3 separate regions of the Homo sapiens genome follow, and regions 2 and 3 are each linked to region 1. A link is an interaction called in ENCODE POLR2A ChIA-PET data of the cell type or tissue named here. Cell type or tissue: OCI-LY7. All regions are shown on one strand. Links, peaks and the distances in the headings refer to the core of each region. The heading gives the core; the rest is flanking DNA. Region 1 has its middle 60 kb from the start of RNF144B. Region 2 holds the start of LOC124901271 (a long non-coding RNA gene). Region 3 has its middle 45 kb from the start of MIR548A1HG.

Region 1 (8,373 bases), core at 143-8,142:
AAAAAAAAATCTGCATACTGTTTTCCATAGAGATTATACTAATTTACATTCCCACCAGCAGCGTATAAGTGTTCCCTTTTCACCACATCCACACTAACATCTATTGTTTTTCTGACTTGTTAATGATGCTCATCCAGATTTTGAATCAGATTTATCTAAAGCCAATGATCTGGCCTTAATCACCACCCCAAACTTCCTCTTTATAAGTCATCTATATATCTAAACCAATCCCTTGTTTCTCTATTTAATATAAATCTTCAAGTTGACATAGTTCTCTCTCTGCTATGCTGTGGAGCTAGTGCTAAGTTTCCTTCTTACAATTGCTGGCGTGAAAGCTCCTCCTTTCAGCATTTGCCAAATCATAAACCAAATGCCGGACTTACATGGGGAAGTTGAAAGTTGTTTGGTTTGCAGGACTTGGAGCTATGGTGGAGCTTTCTGTGGCTTGGGGACTCTTTGATTCCAAAGCCTACTTTTCTTTTTTTTGAGACAGAGTTTCACTCTTGTCGCCCAGGCTGGAGTGCAATGGCACGATCTCAGCTCACTGCAACCTCCGCCTCCTGGGTTCAAGTGATTCTCCAGCCAAAGGCCCCAATTTTCTAAGTAGCAAAAGGAAGAGAAACTCCACAGCTGAAGTGACTCAAGAAGGAACTTGAGCTAATGTAATACTTCACGTGCTTTATTACACTTAGGGTTTTTCTGATGTAGATACAGCAGAACTAAATGTACCCAATGGACTGAAACAACAACAACAACAAAAATGCCTTTCCAAAGCTCAGAGGGCATCTAAATATTACCAATTTTTTAAAGTTTATATAAAAAAGGGGAAGAAAATGGAGGAGAGGGAAAAGTCCATATGAAAACAAAGACCCACTGAAATGCTAAAAGGTCAAAGATGCAGAATCCCAACTCTGCCAACTCTTCCTGCTGAGCTGTTTAAGACTAACTAACCCCTCATCTCCCACCCCTGGCTCTCGCCACTACTCATACAAGAAAACATTGCATGGTGGTCCACTTAATTTATCCTGATCATCAGAAACAGCCCCTAGACAACTAAATCTAGGATCTTTAAATGTGGCATAATTTCCTTGCTTTTTAAGGAAATTATGTCAAATTACGGTTGGAGAAAAAAACTGGCTAAGCATTCTTTTAAAAGCTCAGAACAGTCTAAATTATGGGGTTGCACACACAAGAAGAAGGACGTTTTGTTTTAATCTGATTTTAAACTGAATCAGTTGAGGCTGCTGCAAAGATGAACTATGTAATTAGAGCTAACTACTCAGTTAATACAGCTACAGCAAAGAAATACAGTCAGAGTGAAGGGCAGAGACCAAAAAGACCTTTCTTCCGCTTTCTTCACTAGAGTTATTTTTCCCTTTAGTAACGGGAAAGGGAAATATAAATACTATATTTGCATATTAGATGTGCCAAAAAATCACATTAAATAATTTTAAAATTATACTTCTTACAAAATATTCACTTTATCACTTCTTGTAAAATAAATTTATCCTGGGAAAAGGAACTAATTGTTCCTTAAAGAGTTACTAAATGTACTTATTTACATTTAGCATGGTTTTCTCACACACAAACCAATCACACCCACAAGGCCTGCAACAAGAAGGGCTTAATACTTTCAAAGGAACCATTATTTTTGGAATGTCCTGATTTTTAGAAATAATTTTCAAGCAATGATGTCCTGTTCATTATTTTTATTTTTATTTTTTTCAGATGAAGTCTCACTCTGTCTTCCAAGCTGGAGTGCAATGGCACAATCTCGGCTCACTGCAACCTCTGCCTCCCAGGTTCAAGCAATTCTCCTGTCTCAGCCTCCCAAATAACTTTTTGTATTTTTAGTAGAGACGGGGTTTCACCATGTTGGCCAGGCTGATCTTGAATTCCTGACCTCAGGTGATCCACCTGCCTCATGCTCATTATTTTTAAAAGCTAGCTGAGCACGGTGGTTCACACCCATAATCCCAGCACTTTGGGAGGCAGAGGTGGGAGGATCGCTTGAGGCCAGGAGTTCAAGACCAGCCTGGGCAACACAGTAGGACCTCATCTCTATTAAAAATATATATATATATTAGGTGGGCTGGTGCTTTGCACCTGTAGTCTCAGCTACTCAGGAGGCTGAGGCAGGGGGATCACTTGAGGCTGGGTGGTCAAGGCTACAGTCTCTCCAACAACAACAACAACAAAAAAGCCATGGTTAATCTAGTTACTATTCCCACTTAGTTTCAGGAATTGAAAAGAATTTCAAAGTTTACTAAAAAGCAGGGAAGTGATACAAACATCCAATTTGCACAAAAGAGTTATTATGTCTTACCAGTGGAAATCAGGCATAATTGAACAAGTTTTAGAAACAAAGAAACCAAAATGCCTGAGAGATTGAATTTAGAATGTTCCTCAAATGCTAGTGCTAATCACAAGCTAACATGAGTATCACAGTTTCAAAATATAAGAGAACATTTTTCAAGTAATTTTTTTCATTGAAACGGAAACCCAAAAAACAATGCCAGTCATCACAGTATGTGGTAAATGTAACTTCCAGAAACAAGTAACTGACGTGTTTAACAAGGAACCTGTTTTCAGCGTTGGTGAAAGCAAACCAGGTCTGATGATGCATATCTAATCACCCAAGGAAGGCAATAAAACTAAAAAGATTCCATTGGTTCATTAACTATTAAAATCCAACACCAAAGACACAGCCCCTTTAAAGCCTTGACAACAAATATTAACTTATTACACATACAAATTATGCTCAAGACCAGCGACTTTATAATACCAGCAGTAATGCTGCTATTCAAATAATAAACAGGCAATATTATTCCTACTGGGTTGAAAGAATGAAAAATAGCTTAAGGAGTGAATTTTCAAGTGCACGTAAAATGTGGCAAGTTGGGACATGGAAAAACTGAAAGTCTTAAAGGTAGTTCCGTTACCAGAAAGGGATATAAAAATAAAAAGCTCACTCAATGAAAACATAATGCAGAATTAGGTCAGCAAAGCTGAAAACATAATACAGAATTAGGTCACCAACACAGACCTAGAAACCTCCTTCCTCTCTCCCAACTCCACACATAATTCAGTCAAGGCTGGCTGCTTTTTCACCAACCAATCCAAGGATAAAAAGCTAGGAATGAACAACATTCAGGTAAAAGGAGGCCTCTCCTTCTATGAGTGTCAAATTATATAAACCTATGAGACAGCCTCTCAGAGTCATGGCCATTGTAACTTACAGCTGAATGGAACATAAACTTTCTCCACAAATAAATTCTGTTTTGCATTGCTTGACCCAGGGCCAGCCTTGGAAACTTCTTCCATGTCTCTATCACCAGAGACTCTGCCAAGGAGAGAGGAAGGCTGCAACATCAAGCTCTTCCGCATCCCCTTCAAAACTCCAGGTGAGCTAGAGCCCTTAAGTGCCTTCGAGAACAGCAGCTGGGTGCGTAAGGGGGCGTGTCCCATCTGGTCCTGCTTAAGACCAGCAAGAGCAGAGCTGGCTCCTCTGTCCTTCTTCCTTTTTTTCTTTTCTACATCACACCCAAATGGTTGGAGCTGGTGGCCAGAGATAAGAACTTAGAGGCATTTCTACCGCTAGCCCCCTGGGCTCCCCACTCTCCCATTGCTTCCTTTAAAGGGACCATTCATGCATTTACCCTCAAATTGAAAATGGCCCACACTGTATTATGCAAAATATACTGCTAGCTGCTCGCGCTCTCTCTCTCTCTCCTCTCTCTCTCTCTCTCTCTCTCTCTCTCTTCCCTCCCTCCCTCCCTCCCTCCCTCCCTCCCTCCCTCTCTCTCTCTCTCTCTCTCTCTCTCTCTCTCTCTCTCCACCTGATCCCTCATTCCTGCCTCACATGACCTAGTGACCAAAGACTCATGGTGCTCTCCCTGCCCAGGAACTGTTTAAGTGAAAATCTTTGGACTTGTTTCCTATGAGGGTGCTGTACTGAATTTGCACCTTCCATCTGAAGAACTAGGGGCTGCCCCAGGCCTGATTTTCTCCAAGGCACCAAGGAGAGCACAAAGTCAGGCTCCCAGCAGCAGAGTGACAGTCAGACAGGCATAAACTGGACCCGATCAGACAAGAGCCACGTGGGTATCTGCCAGTATAAACAAGGTTCCTGTGAGAGAGCCCTCCTGGTTACAGGTTGGAGAACTAGGCTTTAGGCCACCCTCCAAGTAGACGTATCCTGTGAAAGGCACACAGTGAACACCCATGCCCAGCTCCCCTTCACTTCGCATCGGGGCAGCATTGTTAGCTGGTCTGGTACTAGAACCAGAGCTGGGGGCTCTTAAAACACCCGCTTTGGCCTGGCGCGGTGGCTCACGCCTGTAATCCCAGCACTTTGGGAGGCCAAGGCGGGCGGATCATGAGGTCAGGAGATCGAGACCATCCTGGCTAACACGGTGAAACCCCGTCTCTACTAAGAATACAAAAAATTAGCCAGGTGCGGTGGTGGGTGCCTGTAGTCCCAGCTACTCGGGAGACTGAGGCAGGAGAATGGCGTGAACCCAGGAGGCGGAGCTTGCAGTGAGCCGAGATAGCGCCACTGCAGTCAGGCCTGGGTGAAAGAGTGAGACTCCGTCTCAAAAAAAAAAAAAAAAAAAAAACTTCTCTCTCCCATTCTCCCCGGATTCCTGAGGCTCACATTGTGTGGTATGAGCCTGTCATATACGTGCCCAAAATGGCATCCCTTCTCTACTCTCCACTCCAACTCTATAACTCCTGCTTCATTAGTTCAACTGGGGTAGACAGAGGTGGAAAATGATCTGATATTCTAATTCACATTACAGTAATACTTAATAAAGTAAATAATTGACAGCATCTTCTCCCCACCTCAATTCCCCATGCACTCTCATTGTTAAATCAAACCAGTCTCCAAGTCTGTGTATTTTAGGCAGTATGGAGAAGGAATGGGGGATAGGTTTTGGGAATGGGAGGCTGGTTTTCTGTTGCCTGATCAATCACACCACTTGATGGCCTTAGAAGGAAGCATGATATTTCCTGAAGGGCAGGAGAAAGGCATCCCACACCTACTGTCTTTCTCCCACTGCCACCCAAGGAGTGCAAGCCCGAACATGTCCTTCCATCTCCTCTCCAGTCTTCTAACATTAACCAAAAAATTAAGTTCTGACACATGCTTCAACATGGATGAACCTGGAGGACATTAGGCTACATGAAATAAGCCAGTCACAAAAGGACAAATACTGTATGATTCCACTTAACAAGGTACCTAGGGTAGTCAAATTCATTAGAGACAGAAAGTAGAACGGTGATTTCCAGAGGTTGGGGAGAGGAGGAAATGGAGAGTTGCTATTTGTGATTATGAAAAAGTAATTCACAGGCTGGGCATGGAGGCTCGTGCCTGTAATCCCAGCACCTCTGGGAGGCTGAGGCAGGAGAGCTGTTTGAGCCCAGGAGTTCAAGACCAGCCTGGGCAACATAGTGGGACTCTGTCTCTACAAAAAATACAAAAATTAGCCAGGGATGGTGGCACACACCTATGATCCTAGCTACTCAGGAGGCTGCAGTGACAGGATCACTTGAGCCTAGGAGGAGGCTGCAGTGAGCCAAGATAGTGCCACTGCACTCCAGCCTAGGAAACAGAGTGAGATCTTGTCTTAAAAAAAAAAAAAAAAGTCATTCACATTGTGAATTACTTATTGCCACTGAATTGCACACGTGAAACTGGTGAAATGGTCAATTTTATATTATGTATATTTTACTATAATAAAAAAATACAACAAAAGAAATGTTTAAATAGGGGGACAATCTCATCCATTCCTCCCCAACCTGTAGTAGGACCTCCCCCATTCCTCACTGAAACCAGTTTTAGTCCTAGGACTTCAGCATCTATTCATATTCTCTGGTTCTACTAGGGGTGGACGTATTTGTCACCCCAAAGGAGCCTGGTTCCTGGAGCAGCCCCTGGAGGGACACAGAGAGAGCCTCCACCGTCTCCTGAGTCGGTCTTAGAGAACGAGTCTGCCAGGGAGCTGAAGCAATTTTTCCTCCTTGCATTTTTCTTGTTTTCTCCAAAAGTGGACCCCATTCCTCCCACTCTTGGTTCCTCATGCTCCTCTATTCCATCCCCAGGCCAGATTCTCAAGAGTTGGATGACTGAGTGACCGTGAACTCCCATTCACTATTTTCAGGTAAGCCATAATGTAACATAGACAAATCCATTTCCAACCCTGAGTGGACTCCACTGGACTCTTGAGAGCTGGAATGGGATTCATTAAATAATTGGACCAGCCACTAGGAAAAAAATATGAAGTGCAATTTTCCCTACTCCTTTCCCATATGCTTAGTATCTATGTAACATAATATTTATTCATTCATTCATAGAGGTATTATTCACTAATTATTATCCATGCAACTGTGTTGCACAGTTGCACAGTACAACGGTTAACAGCACATTATCTATGCACAAGACATGTGACCCTGGGCAGTCTTTTCAACACCGAGTGCCTCGGCTTCCTCATCTACAAAGTAAATAACAGTCGTGCCTATCTCACAGAATTGTAATAAAAAATTAAATGTGTCCTGCATAAAAGGTTTAGGAAAACATACCTAGCACATCAAGAACATTCAAAGCAAGTTGTTTTCTGAATCAGTTTATCATACTAAATTTTCATTGCTCACTAACAGTGTGTGACCTTTTTATCCCCAGTGTTTGACACTTTTGACAACTAAAGGGCACTTCTGAAGATTTTAATCTGAAGTAAAACACAAACAGTATTATCGTAACCACTCCAGCATGGGAAGGGGGAACACGAAAACATTTGTATTGCATTTTTCCATGTTCTAGGAATACCAATGTATAAACCAACCACTGCTGAAATTTATAACATCAATCTGATACAGTAAGTTTCCTTCTGTAAATCAAAGCAGGATTCTTAACTATAGTCTAAAGCGCCCTCTAGTGTTCCTATGCAAAAACTCCCGAGATAATGTGCCATCCTTATAACTAGGGTCTTTTTCTGCCCTGGACAGCCCTGGTTTAGGCGTATTATCCTGCTATTTTGTCTGGTTTAACATTTTCCTGGATTGTTTCACTTTAATGGAGAGTCACCATTAATATTTGCACTAAAATAAGCTAGGATTGGTTTAGTAGCCCTTTATGTTTTCAGCTTCCACCATGGTCTTGTCTAGTACTGTATGACACACAAGCCAAGATGTCACATGCGGTTAAATCTGTAAGGCGGCTAGTGTGGACCCATTTCTATTTTCCCCAATCCTTTCCACATGCAATGGAACTAACACGTTTCCCTTTCAAAAACAGCAAGGCACTTGCTTACCAAAAAAAAAAAAAAAAAGACCCTCAGACAAGAGCCTCCAAGTTCAACTCTGTCCAAGGATAGCACTTATGGTGGCAAGAGAGCTCTCCAACAGCTGCTGCTCTGAACCCTTGGGATTCACCGACTAGGTCTGCCATGGCCCATGCTCAGGTCTATAAAATGCACAGAACCACCAAGGCACAGCTGGTGGGGTCCCTGAGATATGTGAGAAATCATAGGTTAGGGGTGTGAGGAATATGTACAGGGAAACGAGGCTGCAAGTACTGCCTTAGGACACAGAGAAACCAATCTGACCAAAATGATTTGGTTATTTCTTCTATGAGGTGCATCTAAAAGTATTATGTTATTGTTTGGTGGTGCTTTTTTATTTTGCAAGAAATCTTTCAACAACAGTAAGCTCAAAAGGGAAAGTTTAGGCCAGGTGCAATCACTCACACCTGTGATGCCAGCACTTGGGAGGCCAAGGCAGGAAGATTGTTTGACCCAAGGGGTTTGAGACCAGCCTGGGCAACATAGCAGAACCCTATCTCTATTTTATAAGTAAATAAATAAAAGTGAAAGTTTACACTTCGTAAAATATTAAGTGAGGAATTTTCTATCCTCAAGTAAGTTGATGAATGTGAAATTGCATAAAATGTCATCATTTGCCACTCCCCACACCCATGGAGGACAAAGTGATATCCAGAAGCAAATGAAAACCCTAAAACACAAATCTGAAGAAGTTTTTTGTTTTTCTTTTCTTGGGTTTTTGTTGTTGTTTGAGACAGAGTCTTGCTCTGTCGCTCAGGATGGAGTGCAGTGGCGTGATCTCAGCTCGGTTCACTGCAACCTCCGCCTCCCAGGTACAACTGATTCTCCTGCCTCAGCCTCCCAAGTAGTTGGGATTACAGGCGCACACCACCATGCCCAGCTAATTTTTGTATTTTTAGTAGAGATGGGGTTTCACCATATTGGCCAGGCTGGTCTTGAACTCCTGACCTCAAGTGACCCACCTGCCTTGGCCTCCCAAAGTGCTAGGATTACAGGTGTGGGCCTGAAGTGTTATAATCTACATAAAAAATTA
Region 2 (8,373 bases), core at 199-8,198, 96 kb before region 1:
TTAACCTCTGTATTTTCTTGCTAGACTCCCTGGTAGGGAAATACATAAAGACTCAAGATCCTAATAAATAACATAAATAGGAAAGAGGGGAAGATGATGGTAGTCATTCATACCTCAGCTTCCTGCAGGGTCCCGTGGTTTAGGCACACCATGTCAGGGCAAGTGATGGGAGACCCACATCCTTCTCGGATTGCCAGCTGCATGTACTGTTTCAGGCACTGGAAGTTAAGAAAAAAAAGACAATTGCCCATTCCATTACAGTAGCAGAAAGGTTACATAACAGAACCACCACTGTGTCTTCTTCCTTAATTGGCTGTCCTGAGGCTCTTGTACTCAAGAAACATAAGTTATCACAAGTGTGAATACTAAGAGCCATCACTTTGGAAAGAATGCAGAGACAGGCAATTAATTATGTATGACTTCATCTTAAGAGTTTATTCAAGTCAGATTTCCCTATGCTCACACATTTCAGCCACCATAGATCAGGAAAAGAAAAAACACTATTTTCTAACCCTAAAGGCCCCCTCCTTTAAAAAAAAAAATATGAGTTCCTAATTCCATTTTTACCTAGTGGTCCTCTCCATCAAAGTTTACCCAAAACTAGAACAGAACGCTGTGACCCTTGCACTGAGCTAGCCACACAATCAAAGTAAGCTTAAGGCAGTGACATTTCTAGGACCACGCTTAAAAGCAAACATACCTGGAAAAGATAATGTCAAATTTGGGAAAGTCAGGTGACTTCCTGCTGACTGGGGACAGCAAAGATAACTTGCTTCCCAAAGACAAGAGACACATTGTCCCAAAGACATTATCCCAAAGACAATGAGACCTCAAAAATATGGGCCTTGGTGGATGCCATGTTAAGGAGGTTGGAGTAGGAAAAAAGGCACTGGTCCCCTGGGGAAAGAAGAAATTAAATAGAAAAAAATAAACCCAGAGAAGAAATTGAATAGAAAAAAGAAACCCAGAGAAGAAATTGAATAGAAAAAATGAAACCCAGAGAAGACATTGAATAGAAAAAATGAAACCCAGAGAAGACATTGAATAGAAAAAAGAAACTCAGAGAAGAAATTGAATAGAAAAAGAAACCCACAGAAGAAACTGAATAGAAAAAAGAAAACCAGAGAAGAAACTGAATAGAAAAAAAGAAGCCCAGAGAAGAAACTGAAAAGAAAAAAGAAACCCAGAGAGAAGAGGGAGAACACCAGGAACAAAGTTGGTCTGCTCACTGCCTGTTGTGTCTGGATGTTGGACAGTGGGTGAAGATGTGAGTCTGACTGAAAAGTTAAGAGAGGGACTGATAGCTTTATGGAAACCTGTAATGCCTCACCCTATTCCTCTCTATGCAACTGCACAAGAAATTGAAGGCAGTAGTTCCAGGAAATAAACCTCTAAGTAATTGGTTCTTCAACTTCTACTAATTTGCTCATAATCGGTAAACCTTTTCTACATGCATGACCAAAAAAAAGTCAAGTTCAAATGTTGAGGAGTACATTCCACCAAAAATACTTAAGCCAGCCACTGAAGCAACGACTCTTACAAAGTGGTGATTATTTACAACTGGGTTTAGATTTTTCAGATTTATACATTTATGTATCAACTTACTGCATTAAAAATATTGCTGTTGCACCAACTTTTTATAAAAGCATGAGCCAAAAGTAAAATTCTAGGGTCAGAATATTGATGATGTAATTGTGAAATCTATCCCTGTTATTGACCATCTTTACTCATTTTTTCCACCTGAAAATAAAACTAGTATCACTATTATATTACTTCAGAAAACTAATCATGTATTTATCTGGTTATAAATAACTTACAATGTACTGATGAATCAATGACTAGGGCAAACCATTTAAACCAGACTTGTATCTCTTCAAATAGTTAACAGTTTTTTTCTCCAAGGAGTTAATTTTTTCTATAATATTCATCACAGCAAAAACTAGAAAATAACCTAAATACCCAAAATAGAACACTGAAATAAATGTTGCTAAATTTATGCGATAGAATGTGCAGAATCATGAAAAGAGTCTTCAAATGATATTTAAAAGACATGCACAAATGCTCATGATTTAGTATAAATTCAGGAATAAAAGGTATCTGGGAACAGGGATCCTCTGCAGTCACTCCTCTCTTGCACTTGACCGCCATATAATTACTGTGTTTTAACCCTGACTTCCTTGTTCAACAGAAGGGTGAAAAATCACTTGCTCTAGGATTTACTGTGCCAAACATGGTATCCAGCAGCAGCAGCAGTGGGACATAGAAGAGAGCAGCAGCAAGGAAATATGGGGAAGAATGTCAATGGGCAGGCGAACACCCAGGGGAACAGTCAAGGCGGCTCACCAAAAGGAGTGTTTTGCCAGGGGACAAATGAATAAACAGTGTGAAAGCCTGTCCATCCTGTTCTGCTGCTGAGGACATCTCAGCCTTCCATCAGCCACACCTGTTCCATTGTTACTGCCTTGATCTTCCCACTGACCCCCAGCAGCCACTTAAAGAAATTTAAGTAAAAAGACTGAAAGATATAGTCTCCAGGCTCAAGGGGAAGGTGTTTGAGGAAAACAAAGTGAACAATGCAAAGAACTTCAGATCCTAACACCTGGGTGGAGGGTCCACTTTACTAGGTGACAATGGGAAAATGACTTAGCCTATGACCTAGACTTGCTTTCCTTAATTTAAAAAGTAGGGACAATAATACCTGTTATAGTTACCTCACAGGTTTTAACACACACACACACACACCCACACATACACACATACACGTGAAATTTATATATGGAAGCCCTTCATGAATTTGCAAATTACAGAATAATAGGTCATGTTATTACTCCTCTTCTCCTGGTCTTAGACTTTCCATCAAAGACTTTGTGGGAAAATGTTAATCCTTTGACCTTCTGAGATATCCTTTCTCCACTCCCTGCAAAGCACCAGTTAAACCACTTAAGGTGGAGAAGCTGTGTAGACAGAACAGATATTTGTAACAGAATATCCCAGGTGCCTCTATGCAAGGCTCTTAGAAATATTTGGGTCTACAGAATAAGTTTAGCATTAAATAGGAACTAAAGATACTAAGTGAGTCCTTATAGGCAAACACATTCATTTCAAATATAACTGCAAATGTGTTAAGTTGAAATATACACCTTCCCAAGAGCTTATAATGGATGTGCCTCTTACTAATAATGTAATGTTCCTAGGTACACTACAAACCACAATATATCAACTAAATGAATTTTGAAACTTCCTATAAGCACTCTCCTGGCCACAATATTATATGACCCACGATTTTGGGTGAGAAGTTAGACCTCTGTACACTGACTCCAGGGTTTAAGTACACATACCCTTTGTTTTTAATGCTAAGAAACACTGGTTCAAGATAGAGATTTGTAAGGGCAGGTTGCTAAGTAGTCCTACAGCACAGGCACTTGACATTCCATCAGTGTGGGCATGCATTTCTATTCAAAGGCAAAGAGGGAAAACAACCAGCCCTAGTTATTGCTTTTTACTGAATTTTCAAGTACCCCAGGCTTGTTATATGCTGCCCATTAACTTTCACTAAAACATTTAATCTCGAGTGTCCCTCTCTTCTTCTGTATCTCTGGCTAAAAAGTGCAAAATAAGTGAAAACGTTCACATGAATCCCATGTGCATGTCATACAAAACACAGGTAAATGGTTAACAATTCTAGGGGGGAAAACTGGCATCTAGCTTATAAAGAGAGAAACAAAGAAAATGAAAACAAATTATAGCAATGCAACAATGGCAAAATAAAATAATCACTATTAACAAAGAAAACTACCACCATTTAGTCACATTTTGAAAGTTACATTTATTAAGTAGCATTCAACAGATATTTAAATAAGCAATTTTCTTAACAGGTAACAAATTGTAAGGAAAATGTTTCAAATAGAACATCTCAAAACCCAAATGACCCAAGGGAAAAAAACCTTTTTCTTTTGTATAGTCAACATTTTACTTAGTTTGGTAAAACACAGAATTATTTTTAGGCCATGAAGGGTCATGCAAAATAATAAGGATTGTTCGTCAAACTCACTCCACAACCTTTAAGGATTCATATGGGATCTAACCAAAAATGTAACCAAACACCTGGTGAACCAGACGACTCATATTGTCTCTTCCAACTCTGAGAGTCTATGAATTGTATGCAATGGAATCTACTCAGAAACAGGTGTCTCCTAGACCCCTTTCAAGGGTATCAGATTCCGATGTACCAAAGTCACAGGCATTCTTCATATAAGGTGTTCTCACCTATTATGATGGACATGGCAAAAAGGGTCACAGTGTTAAGACAAAGCTACTATGTACCTACCCAAGAACAAATCACAGGAGTGGGCAGGGAATATATGTATATTTTTAAAAACGTACTATATAGTTCCTCATTCTCTATCACTAAATTATGCCCTACCTAAAGTTTTTTTTTCTAAGAAAAAATAAAGCATTATAATCTATAGCCAATGAAACTGGATTCCAGCCATGTAGGTTGAAGCACAAGCTCTAAAGTCTCCTCTACATCTTGAGCCAGTCATTAACCTCTCTAGCTACAGTGCTCTCATTTATAAAATGGGACAATATCACCTGTCTAAGCTGCTCTCAGGGAAAATGGAGAGTCCCCCATTCACTTTGAAAAGTGAAAAGAGGTATGCAAACGTAAAGTATAATTGGAGAATGGAATAGATGTTTCTGAATAGGCAGGCATGCAGAAATGAAAGTCCACAGACAAATAGGAACCTTAGAAAAGCTTCATGAGGGTGAGGTGAATAGGTAAGAGAATAGGTACTGTTGAGAGGAAGGAGGTAATGAGTGCCATTAGTTGATTTTTTTTTTTTTTTGAGACTGGGTCTTGCTCTGTTGCCCAGGGTGCAGTGGCACAATTATGGCTCATTGCAAACCTCAAACTCCTGGGTTCAGTGATCCTCCCACCTCAGCTCCTCAGTAGCTGAGGCTACAGATGCCTGCCACTACACTCGACTATTGATTGATTGATTGAAATTGGGTCTATGTTGCCCAAGCAGGCTGGTCTCAAACTCCTGGGCTCAAAGAATCCTGTCGCCTCAGCTTCCCAAAGTGCTGGGATTACAGGTGTGAGCCACTGCAACTGGCCCATTCATTGAAAATTTAAGTTGACTTCCAGGATCTTAGATGCTTCTGGATGCAGGCGCTGGGGTCCTGTGGTCAAAGGAGGACTTGTCAGCCCACCTGGCTTGAAGGTGAGTTGGTGAACTATTGACCTAGGTTTTCTCATCCATAGCTCAGCCAAGTGGGAAGGAAGGTGATGAGGGGGAATGTGCCCAAAGGCCAAAGCCCAGACAGGTCTTGAGTACCTGTTTTGCTTTTTATCACTCCAGGTACAATGCAAACACTGAAGTACATATTCCATAAAATGTAGACTAACATTTCCCTGCCTCAGTGCACAATGACATCACAATGTTTCCAGTGTGTTCTAAATAACATCTCACACTGAGAACAACATTCTGCTTATTCCACTTCAGACTATGATCTGTACACATGATCCAAGAATAAGACTGCCTTTGTTAGATGCTGTTGAGTTAAATTATTAGCACAATTCAAGATAGTATCTCTCCCTACTCAAAAGCCTATCCAACACACCAAAAGCATCCTGGTTTGAAAATATTCAGACAAATTAACAACCTATAGCTAGGCAGGAAGCTGTTTCCTGGTATAGTCCGATCCTAAAATTTTTCTTACAAAACCCCTTTCAGATACCTTGGCTTTTTCACCAATATGAGATTACTTAGGTGACCAACCTCCCCCTTGTAGGTGTTGGCCAACCATATAGGACATGAAAGGACTGATAGGAAAACCTGGCACCAAATGATTAAAGGAAAAAGCACCAAATCAAACAGCAAGCCATAAATAAGCACAGTTTAAAAGAGACCTTGGTTTGACAGTTCTCGTCCCTCATCCCTTTTCATTCCAGAAGCCTTCCCTGCCTCATCCCCTAGTGTGGCAGCACACCCAGCCCGTCTGCCCTCATAGCACCCTAAGGCCCAGCTCGCACTGTATTTTTCAAACTGCGTGCAAAGGTGTATTCTTGGGAACCCAAGAGTTCTTCATGGCAAGATTTTCCCCATTTTATGTTTATTCAATGCTCTTAATAAAAGCATGCCTGGAACCACCTCAGGAAATTTCCTGTTTCCACCCAGTGTCCGTGCTAACCCTTGGTCTGTGGTGCCACCCTGCTTTGCCACGTAGGGGTGCTATCATTGTCACAGGCAAATGAAAAAAAGAAGAGAAGAATCTGGGCCCAGTGAATGCTGAACACGTCAAAATTTTTAGTGATTCCAACAGAGAAAGGTGACAAGATCACTGAATTACCACTTAGTCATTGGAACACATCAAACTCAGAGCCTAACTGGAAAAAGCAATTTACCCAAAGTTAAACATCACTCATCACATTAATGTTAACTTACATTTTATTGGTCTGTAATTTTATTTTATATATATGTGTGTGTGTGTGTGTGTGTGTGTGTGTGTGTGTGTGTGTGTATAATATATAATTTTTTTTTTTGAGATGGTTTCTCACTCTGTCACCCAGGCTGGAGTGAAGTGGTACGATCTCAGCTCACTGCAACCTCTGCCTCCTGGGGTCAAGCAATCTTCTCACCTCAGCCTCTGAGTAGCTGGGACCACAGGTGCGCACCACCATGCCAGGCTATTTTGTATTTTTGGTAGAGACAGAGTTTCGCCATGTTGCTCAGGCTGATCTTGAACTCCTGAGCTCAAGTGATCTGTCTGCCTCAGCCTCCCATAGTGCTAAGATCTCAGGCATGAGCCACTATGCCTGGCCTTATTGGTCTGTAATTTTAATCAATATTAAGTTTGTATAATTATTGTGGTGTTCTTATTCTTTAAGAGATATATGCCTAAATATGCTTATATACTACTTAGTATCATGTTTGTATAAGTTTTCGTAAGACTCTAATAAAGGAAATTTTAAAATAGTTTGATATTAAGTTCCAATTCTTTTCCCCTTCAAAAGGAAGCCACATAAAATCATCAAAAGGAGGGAGAATGGACTGATTCTCAATAGCAGTGAGGCTGGTGGTATTGCCTTCTCACTTGGGGACATACTAGAATATCAGACTATCCAGAAGGAATTTTATAAATGATGCAACCTCCCCCGCTCCCCAAATTCTCCAGAAGACTTGGCTTTTCCTCCTCTACTTGCCAACCTTTCTATGATGACCGTAGGTAACACCAGATGTTTATTGTACACATGAGCAATGTAGCACGCCCAGCATGCTGCATTGCAAATGACTATCAACTTGCCTGCCTCCTCTATAGCCTAGAAGCTCCTTCTAGATCTAGATTATATCTGCTCCTCTTCATGTCCCCTACAAGCACCTAATCAATCACAGGACCTGGCACATAGTAGACACTCAGGCTTCTCTGAGAGCTGGAAGCCTGAATCCAGCACTTACTGGTTGAGTATCCCTAATCTGAAAATCCAAAATCTGAAATGCTCCAAAATCCAAAACTTTTTAAGCACCAATATGGTGCTCAAAGGAAATGCTTATTGGAGGATTTTAGACTTTAGATTTTCAGATTAGAGATGGTAGACTAGTAAGTATAATGCAAATATTCCAAAATCAAAAAAAAAATCAGAAACCCGAAACACTACTGGTCCCAAGCATTTCAGATAAGGAGATAGGGGATACTCAGTCTGTGCTCAACTTTGTGGCCAAGCTCCTTCACCTCTGATAACTGAAACATATGAACCCACCCAAACACACATCCATCCTCTGTTCTTCTTTTCTTGACACATAGGAGCCAACTCTGCTTTTCTGGTTCCCATCTCCTCCTGCCTTTCAGGAAATTTACCTATTCATTACCTGTTTTCTTTCCTATGTCTTGAATTTTGTCCTGTCTATACTTGAACATGTTCAAAATATCCTAATCAAAGAAATCAAAGAAAAGTCATAATAAAACAGCATAGAACAGCCCTCTCTCACTCCTCTTCCTGGCTGTATACTGCCTTCTTCACTCCTCAACTCTTCACAATCAAATGTTTGAAAGAGTTGTCTTCCCTCACTCCTTCACCAATCCCATCCCAACTCCTCCCTGCCACTCAACTGAAGTGGCTCTAGGTCACTGAATCCAGTACACATTTCTTCCTTCCCAACCTCTCAACAGCAGTATCACACACAGCTAACCACTCCCACCTTCCTGAAACCCTTTTTCCCCTTGTCTTCTGGATCCCATACTCTTCTGGTTTTCATTCTTCCTCTCTAGTCACTCTTTCTCAATCTTCTGCATTTTCCTCAACTCAACTTTTAAATGCTGGAATTTCAGGAAAGGACCTAAACTCTCTTCTTTCTACACTTTCTTCCTGGG
Region 3 (8,373 bases), core at 297-8,296, 150 kb before region 1:
AGAAAATCCAGGATAAACAAAAAACTTCTTAACAAAGACATGGTCCAAAATACAGCATTTTGAACAATTAGTGAGAGTCAGAAATAACAATCTAGTTAAGGAAACATAATCATATCACACAGCTTGACTCTATAATGAGTGCTTGACTCTATAATGAGTATAGTTAAATGTTCATACAATGAAAATATTTCCTTTTAGAATCAGTTGACTATGTAAGTGTAAAGGATCAAATTATATTACAAGATAGAAAATAAGGCCAGGCGCAGTGGCTCATTCCTGTAATCCTAGCAATTTAGGAGGCCAAGGCGGGCGGATCACCTGAGGTCAGGAGTTTGAGACCAGCTGGCCAACATGGCAAAACCCTGTCTCTACAAAAAATACAAAAATTAGCTAGGCATGGTGGCAGGCACCTGCAATCCCAGCTACTTGGGAGTCTGAGGCAGGAGAATAGCTTGCACCTGGGAGGCAGAGGTCGAAATGAGCTGAGATCATGCCACTGCACTCCAGCCTGGGCAAGAGAGGGAGATTCCATCTCAAAAAAATAAAAAATAAATAAATACAATCTACTTTGATATGTATTGATAGTAATAAAAACAACAAACCCTCAATGAGCATTTACTATGTGCCAGACATCGAACTTAGAAACAACCCCTATTCCCAATTTACAGATAGAAAAAGAATAAAGCAGTAAGGTTACATAACTTGTCCAAGGTCACACAGACAGTAATGAGTGAGTGGGTCAAAAATAAGAATGGTCTGGCTCTTGAGGCAGAGTTCTCAGTTACTATACTATATACCCTACTCACTTCTATTTTTCAAGGCTTTTTTTTTCAAAGCAGCTTTAGGTTCGCAGAAAAATTGAAAGGAAGGTATATTAGTTTGTTCCCATGCTGCTAGTAAAGACACATCCAGAACTGGGTAACTTATAAAGGAAAGAAGTTTAATTGATTCACAGTTCCGCAGGCTGGGGAGGCCTCAAAATCATGGCAGAAAGTAAAGGGGAAGCAAGACATGTCTTACATGGCAGCAGGCAAGAGACAGCTTGGGCAGGGGAACTCCCATTTATAAAACCATCAGATCTCACGAGACTTATTCACTACCAGGAGAACAGTACAGGGGAAATGCTCCCATGATTTAATTATCTCACCTGGCCCTGCCCTTGACACATGGGGTTTATTACAATTCAAGGTGAGATTTGGGTGGGGACACACCCAAAACATATCAGAAGGTATAGAGATTTTCTATATACTCCCTGCTCTCAAGCATGCATAGTCTGGCCCATTATCAACACTCCCATCAGAGTTGTATATTTGTTACAAATGATGCACCTACATTGACACATGATGACTACCCAATGTCTATAGTTGGCATTACTGTTCACTCTTGTTGTACCTTCTATAAGTTTGGACAATAGGTAGATACAATAATATGTTTTGAGATACATATTATTGTATCTACCATTATAGTATCATACAAAGTATTTTCATTGCCCTGTTCATAATAATAAACATAACATTAACAGCAAATACTTAATGAGCATTTTAATATGTACTAGATACTGATACTTCCTCTTCTGTTTTTAGTTTAAAAAATTTTTTTTAAGTACGATTGATAAACTTTACAAATTAAAATGGGGAGAGAATGGAAAGAGAGGTAGAGAAAAGGACAGAGATGGGCATAGCTTTATTTTATAAAGTACGGAGTCAAGAGGTGCTATCTACAGTTGATGGAAAGAGGAATGGAGGTCTTAATTCCTAAGACTGGAAATATGGCCAAGAAAGGAATGAAAAGTAATGATGTAACAACATTGGGAGGAGCCAGGAGGGTAGGAGAGAGTGTATAAGTGAGTTAAATCCTCATAACTCATGGCAAGAAATCAATTGATACGGTGGTTATGTCAAATTTGAATTTCCCAAGCAAGAATTTGTGGTGTATACATACCATTTAGATAGGCAGAGACACCACCAAATAAACTCAAAACCAAAATCATTAAAAGGGGTTTCTGGGGTCTACTAAAAATAGAAAGAAGAGGTCAGAGGCTCTTGTTTTATTTTATCCTATCATTTCTTAAATTTGTATTAATAAAATATCCTAATATGTTAAAATGTGAGTGTTATTTTGATTGAAATTAAATAATTTTAAGACACATAAGCAAGAAACACTAGAACTACAATGAAATCGATAAAAGTGAGAGTATATGGAGAGACCAACATCTTCTTTCCATGTAGATAAAGTAAGCTAATAGTAAACAAAGACAACATGGAATTGTATAATAGAATTAATAAGCAAGATTCAATGTTTATATGTCAAACTTTGTGCCCTTCACAGAAAATACTTATGGAATATTTTCTAATTTTTTCCACAAATAAATTCTCAGTGAATTTCCAGAAGTAGAGATTGTACAGGCAACAAGACTCCAATGCAAAAATGAATGAGATTAGAAATTTGTCATTTTTTTTATGGAAAAACAAAATATGCTTGAAAACCAAAGCCTACATAACCAAAACAATCGTTAAATGAAAGTAGAAATCAACATAATGATTACTTATTTTGCAGAAAAAACCAATAATAACATTATTTATTCAAGGCTATCAAATTATACTGGAAGGAAAATTCAGTTTTAAAAAAACAAGGAAGAATGAAAATAAGTGATGCAGTCAACTCAGGAAGTTAAAAAAAGGCAATAAAAAAACACAAGAAAAGCAGGAAGAAAAATTAATAAAGATTAAGACCAAATTAATGAATTAGAAAGCAAATATCAAATTAATAAATCTAAGAGCTCATTATCTGAAAAGGCTAAGAAATAGACAAATATCTGGCAATGAAGAAACAACTGTGAGGAAACCAGATAAAAACACCATTCTGAGATTCAGAGTTTGTTTTTACTTATTAAAGACCTCTACACAACTCAATTCTTAAAATTTTCACCCTCTCAATACAACACGTAGTATTAACATAATGGATAGAGGAACATTTGCATATAGAAGTGATGCACATGTTTTAACACACATATATATATATATATATATATATATATATATATATATATATATATATATATATAACCCATGTATGTATTAACAGAATTGATAGAGGAACATTTCCAACATTTATGGAACAATTTGGGAAAACTGTTCAAGCATGTCTCCAAGTTTCACTTATCCTCCCTAAGCGTTAACTGATCAACACACAAGAAACCTAGGGATGCTGAGCTTTTCTTACACTTTTTGTTGCATTGAATGCCGTGCTTGTCTCTCATATGACAGGCAGCTTCTCCTTTCTTTCCCCTCCTAAAGTAATGGATATTGATTAACAGAAGGCCAATTTGACCAGAATACAGTGTTCCTCCTCTCTCTTCCCAGGTCTCTGGGTTCAATCACATTAAGCAGAGCTCTAACAGCTACTCTATCAGACTTACAGAGAGCAAAAAGTTTCCATGGGCATAGGGCAAAAGAATATTCTAATAAGGACAAGCTAATCATCAATTATAGCAGAATAATTAAGTTGTTTTGTGACAAGCTTTAGTTCTTCACATACAAAATGGAAGTATATAACATCAGATTGCATCAGTTTATCTTATGAGCAGACAGAGTGGCAGCAGAGGGGAAGACACACCTCATGCACTTTCAAAGAGAATTTCTTTCCAAGTAAATGAAAACAACATGGTCAATTAACTTCCTCAAAGCACTTTCAGAACTCAACTCCATTTCCCGTCTTTGTCAAGCTAGTTATGTACTTCAGTGCTCCTGGCTTTCCCCCAAAAAGGAGAAGGCATTTGGGTTGAAAGCATTTCTTAAATGAATTAATTCATCACTCTAAGAAACTCTCCTGTACCCCCTACTTTCATAAGAATTAACTAAAGTTATAAAACAAAGTAGAAATGCATCTCCCACTCAGTTTTTATGCATCCAATCTGGCTGCTCCTTCAGCATACCCTATGAGTAATTGTATTTATTCCCTGCTTTGTTCCAAAAATGATTTAAGGGTGAGTCCTATGAATAAGCCTCACATTAATGAAACCCTTTCTAAGCTGGCTCTGAGTAAAGACTGATAGCAATTTTATGGAGGTTTTAATATTCAATACAGTAACATGTTCGAGTACAAAACAACATTACAATGGAAAACTTTTTTAAAGCACTAGTTTGGTGGATGCTATAGTTACCAAAGTGTTATTGGGTTTGGTTTTGTTTTATGTAAGATCTTTCTCATTTGCTTTCCCCTGACATTCCCTGCAGACACCAACCTGGATCAGGCTCTCATTAAATGATACCTGGACTATTGTAGTACTGTCCTCAAACTGGCCACGCCACTTCCAGCTTCTCTCCTTGCAATTTAACCAACAGACTGTTGTCAGATTAACCTGCTAAAATGTAGCTTTGCACATACCTTTTTTTTTTTTTTTTTTTTGAGACAGGGTCTCACTCTGTTGCCCAGGCTGGAGTGCAGTGGCACCATCACGGCTCACTGCAGCCTTGACCTCCCAAGGCTCAGGTGGTCATCCCACCTTAACCTTCCAGGTAGCTGGGACCACAGGTGCATGCCACCACACCTGGCTAATTTTTGTAACTTTTGGTAGAGACAAGGTTTTGCCATGTGGCCCAGGCTGGTCTCGAACTCCTGGGCTCAAGTGATCCTCCCATGTCAGCCCCCCAAAGTGCTGGGTTTATGGGCATGAGTCACTGCACCTCACCCCACTCTTCAAGCACAGAACCCTGAAATGGCTCCTCACCCCAAAAAGAACCTGTCAACACGGGAGCCTGGCACTCAAGGTTCTCTGTTTCTGCACCCCACAGGTGCTTTATTTCTGTTTCATTCAGTTATTTCTCACTCCCCATGTCACACTGTTGTCATCATGCCTCCTCTCTGTAATGCCCTTGCTGATCACAATCCTGTCTCTCAACACCCTGATCAGCATCATCTCCATGAAATGTGAATTGAAAAGTTCCAACAATCTCACTCCTTCTCCACAGGTTCATGGCACCTGTCTACACCAATCACCTGGCATGTACCAGGCATGACCCAATGCAGTCATTCCTTTTTCTGTAGACCAACGTATTCTTTCTCCTAAACCTAACTAAGCCACTTGAAACAACTAATTGAGACACATTTGTTTGTACAAAGAAGGCATTCAATATATGTTTGGTGATTAAAATAACCTAGTAGACTTGCTCATGCTTCTCAAACAGGTGTATGTAACACCCCAGGGTATTGTGGGGTACTGGAGGATACAAGACAAAGATAAAGCATCTTTAAGAAGTTAATTTTGGCCAGGGACAGTGGTTCACACCTGTAATCCCAGCACTTTGGGGGGCCGAGGCGGGTGGATTACCTAAGGTCAGGAGCTCGAGACCAGCCTGACCAATATGGTGAAATCCTATCTCCACTAAAAAATACAAAAATTAGCCAGGTGTGGTGGTGTGCGCCTGTAGTCCCAGCTACTCGGGTGGCTAAGACAGGAGAATCACTTGAACTCAGGAGGTGGAGGTTGCAGTGAGCCGAGATCGTGCCACTGCACTCCAGCCTGGGTGACAGAGCAAGACTCTGTCTTCAAAAAAAAAAAAAAAGAAAAAAGAAGAAGTTAATCTTACTTCAATAATTTAAAATGTAATCTTTAAAATGAAATCAGGCCAGGTCTGGTGGCTCACACCTGTAATTCCAGGATTTTGGGAGGCTGAGGCAGGAGGATTGCCTGAGCTCGGGAGTTTAAGACCAATCTGGGCAACATGGTGAAACTCTGTCTTTACAAAAAAATTAAAAAATTAGCGGGGTGTGGTGGCATGCACCGTAGTCCCAGCTACTCAAGAGGCTGAGGTGGGAGGATCACTTGAACCCAGGAGGTCAAGGCTGCAGTGAGCCGAGATCATCACGCCACTGCACTCCAGACTGGCCGACAGAGCAAGACCTTGTCTCAAAAATAAAAATAAATAAAATCAGGCCAGTTGTGGTGGTTCACACCTGTAATCCCAGCACTTTGGGAGGCCGAGGTGGGAAGCTGCTTGAGCCCAGGAGTTTGAGGCTACAGTGAGTCCTGATCGTGCCCCTGTACTCCAGCCTGGGCAACAAAGCAAGACCCTGTCTCTACAAACAAAATTACTTAATTAAAATCAAAATAGTATGGAGGTTATAATTTTTAATGAATGTTTAAATGAACAATAAAATTAAAAAATAAAACCAGAGACCTCAAATAAGTGTCTAGCCCTCAGCAGTTAGCTTGGGACAATGCTTCCAGGTCATCTTCTGTTCCCTCCAGTAGTAAATTAACATTCTTACACCAGTTGAGGATATTTATTGTTTGAGAAATACCCTGCAGATTATGAATGGGGAGTGGGAGAAGAATACAACCACTTATTTTTATCATTTTCATTTTAAGGTGCAATCAACACACATTTTTGTTTTCCTTAAGGTAGGTAAAAGAAATTAAACCTGAAGATTTTTTTCAAGTTTTTTTTTTTTTTTTTTTTTTTTTTTTCTGAGACGAAGTCCCGCTCTGACACCCAGGCTGGAGTGCGGTGGTGCGATCTCGGCTCACTGCAAGCTCCGCCTCCCGGGTTCATGCCATTCTCCCACCTCAGCCTCCCAGGTAGCTGGGACTACAGGCGCCCACCACCACGCTCTGCTAACTTTTTTGTATTTTTAGTAGCGATGGGGTTTCACCGTGTTAGCTAGGATGGTCTCGATCTCCTGACCTAGTGATCCGCCCACCTCGGCCTCCCAAAGTGCTGGGATTACAGGCGTGAGCCACCATGCCCCACCACAAGTTCTTATTTTACTTCCTTGGCTATGACACACTTGTGATATCAGATGTAAATATGAGGACTGAGTTTTAGTATGACCACTCTTAAAACTTTTAAAGCATTCTTTGAATATTTAATTAACTTGTTTTTTTAATTAACTTATTTCTTTATTTACCGTTTTTCAAAGTTCACAAGTAGTTTTGTGTTCTACTTTTGAAAATCGAATTCATTAAAGACTGAATAAAAATTTTGTTAACAAAGTCGATGTGCCTATTTATCTTCTCATTCACACAAACATACATGCATATATACTATCCTATATGCTATCAATATATATACCTTAAATTTAACTCAATTTGCAGAAAATACAATGTATACTGAAAAAAATTAATAACAAGCCCCTTAGACTAACACACTCATAATAATCCATGGTGTGCTTCAAATAAGGAGAGTGAGGTCCTGATATTTTTTGTATAGGTACTAGAAGAAACATGTCCCTGGAAATTCCCCAAGCAACTTTGATTATAGGTCTTTTTAGCCACCAAGAGCTGTAGATAAACCATGAGGTTCAACCACTACTCTTTGAATTTGCTCATTTTAAGTAAATTGGCAATATATTTCATATGCTTCTGGCATTATCCATAACAGCATCTGGAAGCTGCTTCTGAGGATTACTTTGTCTAAGAAGGAGAATTTCCCTTGAGCTAACTAGTTTCATGCATATAGAGCTCACAGAGGGGGCTGGAGGTTTTTTCCATCTTAGTCAAAATGTTAGGTTTGTACTGAACCTAGAAAACAGTTACTTCCTAATTTTCTAGATGAGGCAACCGAAGCCAAGAGAAATTGTAACTTGTCCACAAGAGACTAGGAGAGCTATCAAACTTCCCTCCAGTCTTTCATTTCTAGTCAAAAGCATGGCTATGCTAGTTTAAAACATCTACAGCATCTGGCCGGGTCTGTATTGCTGCACTGGGGGTGGGAGAGGGGAAGAGGCAATGACCTTGACTTTTGTTGCACGTCCCTCAACAACAGGCAGTGACTGGTTAACTCAGATCCATCTGCTTTACTGGTCTGACTTGAATGGAAACACCATCCTGTACTTTAAGCCAGCTCTTAAAAGAGTTGTCCTTCCTGAATCCAAAACAAGATTCAATCCAATCCTGAATCTTCTGAAGGTTTGTTTAGAAAGCTCAGATCAGGTTTTCTTCTGAGTCCATTTAAGAAAATCTGTCCCACATATAGACCAAATGGACCTCCCAAGGACACTAGCCAGAAGCAGAATTGCTGATCTCCTTGGCTATACTAGACCCAATTCCAACGGTAAGTCAACAGTTCCCAGGTAGAAGTTAGATTTTGCTAACTCTTCCCCAAGTTTGTGATGTCTTCAAGCAGATTCTATTACCTGTGAAAACTCTTTGCCTTCATGGGGCTGGGAAACAGAACAGATTTTAAAAAGCTAAATTTCCTTTTGAAAATGACAAATATACATACTCTCGTAGCCATTAAAATGTAAAATGGAAGCCAGAGATGTGTCAGAAGAGGAAGCCAAAGAGGTCTGAAGTATGAGAAAGACTCAATGAGCTGTTGCAAGCTTGAAGATGGAGGGGGCCACGTGGAAGGTGTGAGAAGGAACTGAATT

What was found. ChIA-PET counts read pairs that join two places held together with the same protein. Peaks named below come from ENCODE experiments on the same cell type or tissue, not always from the same donor. Only the 100,000 strongest peaks of a DNase experiment are listed, where the experiment ranks them.
Region 2: POLR2A ChIA-PET joins it to region 1 with 11 read pairs; 5 of 35 experiments call an interaction of 5 or more read pairs at or near these places.
Region 3: POLR2A ChIA-PET joins it to region 1 with 10 read pairs; 2 of 35 experiments call an interaction of 5 or more read pairs at or near these places.

The regions. Positions count from the first base shown.
Region 1 is chr6:18,322,931-18,331,303 of GRCh38, reverse strand. No RefSeq gene overlaps it. Among named protein-coding and RNA genes, the nearest start is that of RNF144B, 60 kb to the left of the region's middle. RefSeq lists a silencer at 326-375. In OCI-LY7, for the core only: CTCF peaks have their summits at 6,735 and 6,934 (motif pointing left); DNase peaks (open chromatin) are centred at 633, 3,443, 6,463, 6,933 and 6 weaker places; H3K4me3 peaks cover 4,539 bases; H3K27ac peaks cover 7,159 bases.
Region 2 is chr6:18,419,426-18,427,798 of GRCh38, reverse strand. It overlaps RNF144B (ring finger protein 144B), which reads right to left. Exons shown (of 8, transcript NM_182757.4): 3 at 114-218. It overlaps LOC124901271 (a long non-coding RNA gene), which reads right to left and starts at 6,508. Exons shown (of 2, transcript XR_007059487.1): 1 at 5,340-6,508; 2 at 3,807-4,266. In OCI-LY7, for the core only: no CTCF peak of the experiment used is centred there; no DNase peak of the experiment used is centred there.
Region 3 is chr6:18,473,093-18,481,465 of GRCh38, reverse strand. No RefSeq gene overlaps it. Among named protein-coding and RNA genes, the nearest start is that of MIR548A1HG, 45 kb to the left of the region's middle. In OCI-LY7, for the core only: no CTCF peak of the experiment used is centred there; a DNase peak (open chromatin) is centred at 3,665.